Linked DNA regions of Mus musculus: region 2 is linked to region 1. A link is a loop called in an ENCODE intact Hi-C map of the cell type or tissue named here. Cell type or tissue: left cerebral cortex. All regions are shown on one strand. Links, peaks and the distances in the headings refer to the core of each region. The heading gives the core; the rest is flanking DNA. Region 1 overlaps 9230104M06Rik (a long non-coding RNA gene). Region 2 holds the start of Tedc1 (tubulin epsilon and delta complex 1).

Region 1 (5,365 bases), core at 202-5,201:
CAGATGCCCCTGAGCCTTGTCCCTTCTCAGTGACCCCAATGTACATTGCAGTAAGACAAGTGCTAAGAAGGGAAGAGCAGCAAGTTCTTCAGCCCCTACAGAGGAACCAGGTGGAGCCCTATCTTCTTTGGAGGGCCTGGGGATGCTTCCCTGCCATTCTATCTTGAAAAAGGCTCACCCAATCTGAGTCTTAAAGAGCAAGAATATCTTGCTCTGCAGGGGATAAACATGAAAAGGTGAGCTTATCACTCATGAATGCCATTGTGTAGAGAGAAAACATAGCTCAGAGCTGGGGGTACCCCCAAATGCTTCATCATGGAGAAGTATTAGGCGTACCACAAAGAGAAGAGAGTGCCTGTGTTAAACCCCTTTGCTCTGCACAGATTCTGCTATGGATTCTGCTATACCACTGCTTTACCCAATCCACTCATTAGCCTTGCGTCCTTCCATTCCCAAGTTTGTATGACATAGTCAAGCCCTTGCCACAAAACAGTCCCAGCACACACATTTCCTTGAGTTCAATTCTTTTTCTGTTTCAATAAAACTTGTAGAATATTTGTTTGCTGGGACTACCAGAACAAAGTGCCCCAGACTCAGCGACTTGACTTTGTCTACTCTTGGAGCTGGAGAGATGGCTCAGAGGTTAAGAGCACTGGCTGCTCTTCCAAAAGGTCCTGAGTTCAATTCCCAGCTACAATCATCTATAATGAGATCTGGTGCCCTCTTCTGGCGTGCAGGTATATATGCAGACAGAATACTATATACATGAAAAAGAAATTAAACCTTTTTTTTTTTTTTTTTTTGGTTTTCCTGGACAGGGTTTCTCTGTGTAGCTCTGGCTGTCCTGGAACTCACTCTGTAGACCAGTCTGGCCTCGAACTCAGAAATCTGCCTGCCTCTGCCTCCCAAGTGCTGGGATTAAAGGCATGTGCCACCACTGCCCTGCAAAAATTCTACTTTTGTGATCTAAAGGCTGGAAGTCAAGGTATGAACAAGGTCTTTGCTCCTGAGGCCTTGCCTTCTGCCTCAAAGGGTACTCTGTGTGTGTCTGTCAGTCTGTCTCCTCATCTTCGGTTCTTTTTAAGGACACAGCCATAGGACAGTAGATTAGCACCTTTCCTAATGACCTCCTGCTACCATAATCACCTCTCTAAAGGTCACCTCTTCAAACATGAACAGGGCAGGGGCAGTTCATAGTGAATGCTCAGGTCTTCCAGGAGCCCAGTGAGCCGTAACAAACCAGCTGGAAGTGATGTGCTCGGTGCCTCGGTGGCTCTGTGGCCATCAGTGCACCAGGTGGACCTGTTCCTCAAGCATCCAGCCGGCTTTGGGGCTTAAATATGGCATTAACACTAGGTTGCTGCGGGTGGAGTGATCACCCTGGGTGAATGCACAGGAGTCGCTTCTTGAGGTTTCCAGTGAGAAAGGGAAGCTGCCCCTCAGGTGTCTCCAGTGCATGCCCTGCTACTGCAGTAACCCGTCAGAGTGAGCTGGGAAACATGACATGGGGTGCCTCAGCAGTCCCGGCAACAACATAATTTAAATGAGTTTTCCTACATCCCAAATCCATAGGCGACTTTGTCTGCCTTGTTTTGTGTTCCTTCCATCTTTTTCACTTGATGTCTCTCATTTTCCAAACCTGAACTGTTTTTTGTTTGTTTGTTTGTTTGTTTGTTTTTTGTTTTTTAGCGCTCTCGCCTGTCCCTCCCCAGTTTACCATATCCCTGCCAAATATGTCTTCCCAGTGGCCCTTGCCCACCTGGCACACACACTCCAGGAAAAAAGGAGATGACCTTTCCTGCAGCCTCTTGGCCTGTGGCTGGAGGCTCTTTCAAGCTCCCCGCATTCTTTTTAAAAAGGCTTGGATACTCTTTCACTCCAGAGTCTCTCCCACATTTCTGCTTGCTCCAGGATACAACCTGACACTGAGAGCCCACTCCATCTGGCCTGCGATAATCTGAAAGTCCCCAATTCCTGTTAAATCCCAGGGCTCAGTGTGACCGCATCAAGTAGAGATACTGGCTCAGACCTGTAATCCCAGCAATCGAGAGGATCACGGACTTAAAGCTGCCTCAGCGACATACAGACCTAGGGTCAAACGTATGACCCTATTTCAAGAAGCAGTTAAATTGTTGCTTTCAGAGCAGAAGGATCATTTTCGTTAACAAAATAAAATAACCCTACAGAAAAGCTATCCTTTCACTCACTCTGATGAAACAGGATTGAACACCTGTGTGCTGTCAGGGGTATTGTGTCTTTTATGACTGTCATTGGCTGTTCTCTGTATTAGGACCTTGGTATTTTCCCATATTCTACATATGTGTTTGCATCACTATTTCTACTGTGAGAAACACTAAGGAGCATGGAGCATTATAATTTAAACCCAAAGGTCCCTCGGATTCTTTTGGGGGGGGGCAGACTTGCCTTGAAGTCCCGATATCTTGCCCCTGACTCCCCTGAGTGTTAGAATCAAAGTTGTGTGCCACTCCGTCTGGTCTTCCCTCCTATTCTTAAGCCTAGGTTAAATGTGATCAGTAAGTTAACAGTCATGGTGTCTCATACCTTTAATCTCAGCACTTGGGAGGCAGAAGCAGGCAGATCTCTGTGCATTTGAGGCCAGCCTGGTCTGCACACAATGACTTCCAGAACAGCCAAGAGCACATAGAGAAACCTGTCTCAAAAAAAAAAAAAAAAAAAAAAAAAAAAGACATAAAATAAGGTAAGAGGATGATGCCTGCTCGACAGCTTTAATCCTTGGCTTTTCACACCATCGCCTACCGTGACTGTTCCTGGAGAGCAACACGGAGAGCTCCCTTGCATGTCCAGTGGGTAAATATGTCATGGCTGATCTGTCATTTCCCAGTTATCAGACATACCCCTCCATAAGCTCTCCCTTTGAAATACCACACAAACCTGCAATGCCACAGACTATGTGCAAATGCCCAAGGTAGCTACCAACCAGAAGAGGGCAGCTCTGCCATCCTAAGGTGAAGGATGAGGGAGCCCACACTCCTGAGCAGAGTAACCCAGGAGGTGGCGCCCGCCTCTGGGTGAATTGAGATCATGGGGAGAGCTGCAGGCTGGCCTTTGCTCTGCATTCACCTTCATCACATGGGCAATTGAGGTGGGCATCGTGATTTACAAAGAAAACAAAAGCCTATTTCATTCTTTGTAAATATTTTGTCACTTGTATTTTCCATTGTCTGACAGATGTGAATGGTTTCCCAGGGTTGTAAGGATATCACCTACTAAGTGAGTGTATGTTTCCATACTGATGGTGCTTGGCTGGTACGGGGGAAGTGCTGGGGCTGCCCTTGGCTTATTTTTCCAGGGCACCTAGCTCACCCCTGTCAGCGGCTCAGCCACAGCCTATCCTGATTTATCTGCCACAAGACATGCTTTTATTTTTCTGAGACAGATTCGTGTGATGTAACTCTGACTGGCTTGGAACTTGCTCTATAGATCAGGTTAGCCCTGAACTCATAGCGATCTGAATGCCTCTGCCTCTGGAGTGCTGGGATTAAAGGTGTGCAGCACCAGAGCTCCACAGCTGGCTTGACTCAGAGCATCCTTTGTTCCCATCTCAATATTCTTCACTGGAGTTAAAAGCCATGAAAGACGAGAAGAGAAAGGAAAGCAACAGAACCGATTGCATTCGGAGCACAGAGGTAATGCTCTCCTAGCACAGTTTATATTTTCTTATGGCAGCTTGAATTCCTGTGCGTCAGTATTTTTGAGAAAAATGTATTTGGCACACATAATCATGTATTGATAGATACTTTCACATACACACATTTACATATTTGCTTTCTTTTTTAAGCTGAGTAGGATTACATTTTCTACTTTCTATAGTTTTTGCTGTTTGTTTTTGAGACAGGGTCTCACTATGTAACAACCCTGGGTTGTCTGTTCTCAGATCTTGAGGTCTTAGTTGCTGACTTCCTACCAGACACACTGGAAGATGCCTCTGCCTTTCTTCAGTGTAGCAGTAGAAATGGCACTGTCCCTGCTAGCCTCTCCGAGAGCAGCACTGTCTGGCTGAGTTCTAGCCTCTCTTAGCTCTAGCATCTAAGTTTTAGCATCTTAGTTCATGATGAGGAGCAGTGGGTGTAGGATGTTTGTTTGTTTAATGTCAATTCGACACAAACTAGGGAGCCACACCTGAAGACCTGTCCTGGCTGCTTTGACTGAGGTGGGAAGACACACGTGGGCAGCACCTTCAGGTGGCAGCCGGGAAACAAAGGGCTTCAGAAGGAAGGTAGGCCATCTGGCTCTTCCCCCTTGGCCTTCCCTGGTGCAGCTGAGTTAATCTGCCCTGTTGTGGCTGCTTCGGGTTCCCTCTCTGACATCAGAACAAGCTTTCATCTTGGACTAAGGACTGGGGTTGATAAGACACCCACGTTGTGGACTGTCCCCAGTGAGAGACAGCCATTGTGGAATTACTCCCAATATTGAAGCACCCAGCCTCATGGAACAACTACCTGGGTCTCAGCTCTCAGGTATGGCTCTGCTAAGTGATACCAATTTTTTGTTTTTGTTTTTGTTTTTTTGTTTTGTTTTTCGAGACAGGGTTTCTTTGTGTAGCCCTGGCTGTCCTGGAACTCACTTTGTAGACCAGGCTGGCCTCAAACTCAGAAATCCACCTGCCTCTGCCTCCCGAGTGCTGGGATTAAAGGCGTGCACCACCATGCCCGGCTAAGTGATACTATTTTAAGCTGACTTAAATTCTCATACTTGCTTGTGTGCGTGCATGTGTGTGTCTGTGTGTGTGTGCATGTGTGTGCGCACACTTCTGTGTGTGGCTCACTTCTGTGTGTGGCTGATCACACTGGTTATGTGCCTCTAGAGAATGCTGACTATGCAGAGTTTAAGAGTCAAGGCAGTTTCAAGAGGTGCAATGGTATTGCCGTTCTTCTAGGTGAACTCCCGACACCATCAGACTTTTCTGCTGCCCTTGTAGTTCTACAGGTGTGCCTGGGAGTGCTGAGTACTCTCTCAGTCTCCCCACAGAGACTGAGTGGTGGGTGTTGCTCCCTACTCGTTCCAGGATCCACTGGAACCTAGGCACAGGCTCCCTGCAGATGCCAGGGAGAAGCCAGGGAAGCTGCTTTCCCTTCCAGGGGTACTCAGCCAAGTTGGAAGACAGACCCTGGGGCCCACTAACTGTTGCTGAGGCGACCTCATGGTTGGGATCACTGAATGCTCATAGGAGAGGGCCCTGGAAAGCTAGTTTTCTCATCACATGGGAAAATGCAGTGAGAAAGTTCTATGAATCAGGGAGGAGCTCTCTTTGATCTTAGACACCTCAGCCTCCAGCACTGTGGGCAGCACATTTCTCTTATCAACCAGTCAGTTTATGGTGTGT
Region 2 (5,365 bases), core at 173-5,172, 150 kb after region 1:
AGCCCCATCTCCAATCCCACCCAGTCCACCAGTTTACAGGACAGAGTCATCCCTAATAGAGTAAATAACAAAACTTTGCGCTCACATTTGTCTCTCTTTCTTACAGGTTGTGGAAACTCTCCCTGCCCGCCCAGGCACATGCCAGGCCTTACCCCCGGACAGCAGGGCTCTCGGGAACCCTCAGTGCCTTTAATAAACCTGATCTTTGGAAGTCCTGTGTTTTTGTCTGCTGATGTGTGATAGAGGGGTGTACAGTGAGAGCCTCAACCCCAGGCCTGATGCAGGGCACTGCTTTTCCTGCTGCTGCAGGCAGTGGTGCCCACTACCCTTTGAGGGGTGCAGTTTCAGGCCTACATCCAACTTCAGGATCCGTAAAGTTCCTGTCGCCTGGTTCTGTAGTGGTTCTGGCCTGGGGTGAGGTCCTGGCTGTCGGGGTCAGCAGGAACATGGCGTAGGTGGGGCTGGCCGCAGTTCAGAGGGTGAATCAGTGGGAGCTGCTTTGGTTCCCTTTTTGAGCTGTTTCGGGAGGGAGTTGTGTGGATTCCTGATCTATTCCATTTTCACTTCCTGCAACCCCACCCTGTCCCCAGAAGTGCACCCTTGTGGGTGAGCTCTGTAGCTGCTCAGCGTGGTCCCAGACACCTTTTCCCTGAACAGGAGTGCCCTGGGTGACCCAGTGCTCTAATGGGATTTGAGGGTGACAGTGGAAAGGGCTTTCTGGAAACCCTTGTAGAGCCAGGCAGCTCTCAGCTTTGCCTTCCCTATGCTACTGGCCATTCAAAACCCTTTGGACTTAACAAGGTCACAAAGGTCTCAGCAGTGTCCTGGTCTAGCCTGGGTTCATCTTTGGCACCTACACTGCAGGAACAAGCTGGATAGTCCAGTAAGTGGTCTGCAGTGTAGTGTAGTATAGTGTAGTGTGTATTGTTGGGTGATTCTGGAATTTCAATAGGTGGAGGCCATAGTGTTTGAGGTGACCACAGTATGGAGTAGAAGAAGCCCACCTTCGGTATTAGTTTCCTACTAGGAGGGGTGAGGGTATCTTTGGTGTCCAACCAGACCTGCAGAGGACCTGGAAGAGATGTATGGGTGAAGGGCAGAAACTCACTTTCCCCTGTTGTCTTCCACCCTTAAGGCCCCTGTCTTCCTCATACTTCCAGCCCCTCGAGCCCAGATCCACGTCTCTCAACTGGAGTAGACTTGGGCCTCCAGCAACCTGAGAGGCCTGTAGGAATGAGCAGGTCAGGTGAGGGAAGTGTATAGTATTGCAAAGAAGCCTAAGCGGCAGAGAGTTCCATAAGGGTGTATCAGGAGTTCCTTGGCACAGTAGACAAGAACTCAAGTCTTTGTGCTTTTCAGGGCGCTTCGTGTTTAAGGTGTGCAGTATAGCATGGCTCTGAAGCGAGGGCAGGAAGAGCAGGTAGAAACTAGCTGGGCGAGGCCATTTGCTGTGTGGCAAGGGGCCAGGAAGGAGGAGACCCTGAGGCAGAATAGCTGAAGGTATCCAGATGAGCAGAGGAAGGTCTGCAGCAAAACACAGGGAGGGTCAAGGTAAAGGTGAGCCCGCAGTCTCCGCACTTCCGGAGGGCGTGGCCATCCTGTAGACCGCCGTTAAACTGGCAGGTGCCAAGGGACAGCTCTGCCCCTCCCTCTCACCTCACTTTCCTTTTCCGCACCGCACCCTCTCCCTCTCCACCTGCCTCTTCTTTCCTAGCTTTGAGATGCAGAGTACACGCAGTACTGTCTGTCCGCTGCTCCAACTATTTTTGGTGGCGACATCGAGGGCACAAAGCTTAGTTTGTGTCCGCTCGAGCGTTCAGGTCTCGCCCCAGCAATTCTTCCTGCCACTCGTCGCCTACAGGCTTGTCTCTGGATCACCGTTGGCAGCGTCCGGCCTTTGTCCGGCCCTCCTCCACACGCACTGGCGCACATAATGTGATCTTTCGCATCCGGCTTCCCACAGAGGCTGCTCTGGCTTCACCTAGGTTGTAGCCACGTAGTAGGCTCATGCCGGTTGCGGAGGATAGTTGCCGACTGCATGTCTTTCCCCGTGCATCAGGTTGCACTCTGGGTTCATTCTGCCATTGTCATGTAGCTACTGTGAATCCTTGCGGGATTCTCAAAGCTTACCAAGATTGCTCCTGAAGGGCTGAGTGCAAAACTAAGTTCAACCTTAAAAGAGAGGGCCGCACCCTTTTATGAAGTGGAGAATTTTCCTTAAAAACTGCTCTTCTAGTGGCTGGAGGAAGAATGAATATGGGGACAAGGAAGTCTGGGGCTGGCTGTACATGAGAGGGAGGATGGCTTTCCGAAGAGACTTCTGGCGACGTGGCCCCCGGAACTCCCCACCCACTTCGCAGGGCTCAGCTGCTTCTCGCGGAGGCCTGGCGACCCCTGGCGGCGGGTTCCTTCCAGGGCGGCTTCGCAGAGACACTCCCTTCGTGGCTGGGTGGAGCCACATTGCTCCTTCCTCCGCTCCTCCAGGGAACACCTCGGGCGCATGCGCGCCCTCCAGCCTCGCGCTTCCCTAGCCCGGGGTTGCTAAGGCGGTTGATAAGTCGAGGTGCTGATTGGTGAGTTCCAACGGAGTTGGCACCTCCAATCCCCGCCCCCGACCCCGGAAGTGCCTGCCTACGGGATAGACTGGTAGGCACTCAAACGCCAGAGTCATCGTTCATTGGGCCTGAGGGGAGAAGGCGGGCCTCATCCGGAACTGTGATTGGTCGGGGTCCCGAGCGGGCAATCCGAGGCTGTCTAGTGCTGGCTGTATGCGGCGGCGGCGGAGCCGGGTGGAAGGGGCTGCCCGGGCCCTGCCTGAGGCTGTCGCCGCGCTGAGTCGGTGCCTGCCTGCTGGGCCCAGCCCAGAAATCTTCCGCCGCGCCAAGTTCGATCGACCTGAGGCGGTGAGGCTATTCGAGTAGGCGGTCGGGGTCGGGGCAGGCGTTGCCTGGGCTGATGTAGGTGACACCTGATACCCGCTGACTACAAACTCCTCGTTTGCTTCAGGCTCCAGTGCTCTGGCAGCTTCTCTTGCGCGTGCTCTCACCGCTTGCTGCAAACAATACCTGGACCGACCTTGCCCCAGGTAAGCCCCGCCCTCTCAGAAAGCCGCTCCCCAAGGCTATTGTAGTTTTGTCTTAACCCACCAAGTCCCGCCCCATCAAAGCTCCTCTGTTGTTTCCTCCCTTCCTGCAGGCACCTGCTCCTCTCGCTGTTGCGCCCACTTCCATTAGTATAAGTTCCCACTAGCCTTTACCACGCTTACCTGGGTAGTAGTGGCTTTATCACTCCAGTGAAACGCTGAGACTGGCCAACCACTCACAGAAATCCTGCCCGTTGGTTATCACTTTGCCTCCTCATAGACTCTCAGATCTCGCCTCCTTAGTCCACGCTTAGCAGGTTCTAAGCTTAGGGGGTGCTCTCAGGTCCCCAGAGGGATCCAGGTGAAATCTCCAGGTTAGCACCCCCTGATCTGATCATTTCCCACTCCAGAGGCCCAAGCCTGTGTGGTGAAATCAGCACTGGGCTCCCAAGGCTACCCCAGGTCTGTGCTGCTACAATTTCCAGACGGCAGTTCTCAGGGAAGCCGGGAACTGCTGTTGGCCCTGTCTTGGCTCCTCGCCCGAGGACCCTTGCTTGAGCAGCTGCTTGCCCAGACCCGTGTGCAGCTGGGTGACCAGTTGCCCCAGTGGGAGGTGAGTATGTAATTGAGGGTGTCAGAGCCCTGCTTTGCCCAGAACCCGTGGATTTCTCCGGGCTTCCAGCTCATGTGGTATTTGCCCTTGGTGTGGTTCTCATCCAGCTTTGAAGCTGAGGATGTACGTCAGTAGTACAGCTTCCCTGTCCTGGTCCTTCCTCGAGATATGGGATGTATAGCAGGGCTGACTCTTGTTCCCTCTCTACTGTGAGGCCCCAACCAGTCCTGGTCCTCCTGCACCCTTTGTGGAACCAAAGAGCCCCGTGGATCTCCGACTAGTGGAATGGCTGATGGGAAGGCTGCGGTTTAGGTGGCGATGCCTGATCTCTAGTCAGCAGGAGCAGTGTATCCTCCTCAGCAAGGTAATACAGGCACATGGCTCTTCACCCTGTGCCCAGGCTGCCTTTCCCTGGGGTCCATCTCTGTCACCACTATTGGACCACTGGACTGCTGGGCTTATCCCAACTCTGACCTTTACAAGCAGGGACGGACCGTGCTTTACCTGTGTCCTGGTGAGCAAGGTGTGGAAGCCCTCGGTGAAGTTGTCTGGTGCCCTTCTGCAGCCTCTGCCCCCAGTATTACTGGGGTATCCTGAGCCCAGCTCTGTCCTTTCTGGTTATAAGTGGTCTCTAAAGGTGCCCATATTCGGCTGAAAGATCTTGCTGGGAGCTACTCCCCAGCCTGGCTATTTTACCTATTACAGATCCACCTGTACACGCAGGGATGCCACAGCCAACAGAGCCTTGGCCATCTTTCTGTTGCCGAAACAGAGATGCTTAGAGATCCAGAGAGCGGTCAGCAGGTGAGGATTGGCAGGGTGCTGCAGTGGGCGCTGCCTCATGGCAGGGTGTTTGGTCTGTTGGGGAAATACCCGGCTGGTGTTAGGCTTTGACAGCCAATCACTGTCGTTTGTTACTGTGGGTGGCTAGTGTCACAGTTGGGGTTCCGGAAGGGGACCACTGGAATGGGAAAACACTGCTGTCAGGTCTGAGATGAACCTCTAGTTCTACCTGACGTATCTGGAGGTAGGAAAGCCTGAGTGTGAGCAGGCCGGCTGTCCTTCAGAGCCTGGGGCTAGACTCACAGGAATCAGCGTGGGGAGGTTAACAGGAAGGCCAGGGTACTGGCCTGGATGTTTGTAGGCCTTAATCCTCCTTCGTTGCCCAGGAGCCATTTACTTCTTTCCAAGCATGGCTTTTCTAGGCAGTGGGCTCCTGAGCTTCCTGATAGACTTGAATCTTAAGAGAGCCGGGCTGGAGAGATGGCTCAGCTGTTAAAGAGTGCTGGCTGCTCTTTCAGAGGTCCTGAGTTCAATTCCCAGCAACCACATGGTGGCTCACAACCATATGCAATGGATCCAATGCCCTCTTCTGGTATGTCAGAAGACAGCTACAGTGTACTCAGATAAATAAGAATAAACAAATCTGCCAGGAGTGGTGGCGCATGCCTTTAATCCCAGCACTCAGGAGGTAGAGGCAGGCGGATTTCTGAGTTCGAGGCCAGCCTGGTCTACGGAGTGAGTTCCAGGACAGCCAGGCTATACAGAGAAACCCTGTCTCGAAAAACAAAACAAAACAAAACAAAACAAAAAACAAACAAACAAAAAAGAATAAACAAATCTTTATAAAGAGGGAGAGTGAGAGAGCGAGCAGAGCCCTGCAGAACAGT

Evidence for each region. Hi-C counts contacts between places; a loop is a spot of excess contacts. Peaks named below come from ENCODE experiments on the same cell type or tissue, not always from the same donor. Only the 100,000 strongest peaks of a DNase experiment are listed, where the experiment ranks them.
Region 2: it touches region 1 in a loop (3-fold over the local background); 12 of 42 quality-filtered maps call a loop at or near these places.

What each region holds. Positions count from the first base shown.
Region 1 is chr12:113,002,194-113,007,558 of GRCm38, forward strand. It overlaps 9230104M06Rik (a long non-coding RNA gene), which reads left to right. Exons shown (of 3, transcript XR_001780729.2): 3 at 1,989-2,288. Among named protein-coding and RNA genes, the nearest start is that of 9230104M06Rik, 4.2 kb to the left of the region's middle. In left cerebral cortex, for the core only: CTCF peaks have their summits at 727 (motif pointing left) and 2,994 (motif pointing right); a DNase peak (open chromatin) is centred at 2,999.
Region 2 is chr12:113,153,669-113,159,033 of GRCm38, forward strand. It overlaps Crip1 (cysteine-rich protein 1 (intestinal)), which reads left to right. Exons shown (of 5, transcript NM_007763.3): 5 at 107-211. Tedc1 (tubulin epsilon and delta complex 1) reads left to right here and starts at 2,753. Exons shown (of 8, transcript NM_134041.3): 1 at 2,753-2,903; 2 at 3,007-3,085; 3 at 3,493-3,695; 4 at 3,910-4,059; 5 at 4,401-4,499. The coding sequence starts at 2,769. In left cerebral cortex, for the core only: a CTCF peak has its summit at 2,402 (motif pointing left); DNase peaks (open chromatin) are centred at 1,899 and 2,508; H3K4me3 peaks cover 1,457 bases; H3K27ac peaks cover 632 bases.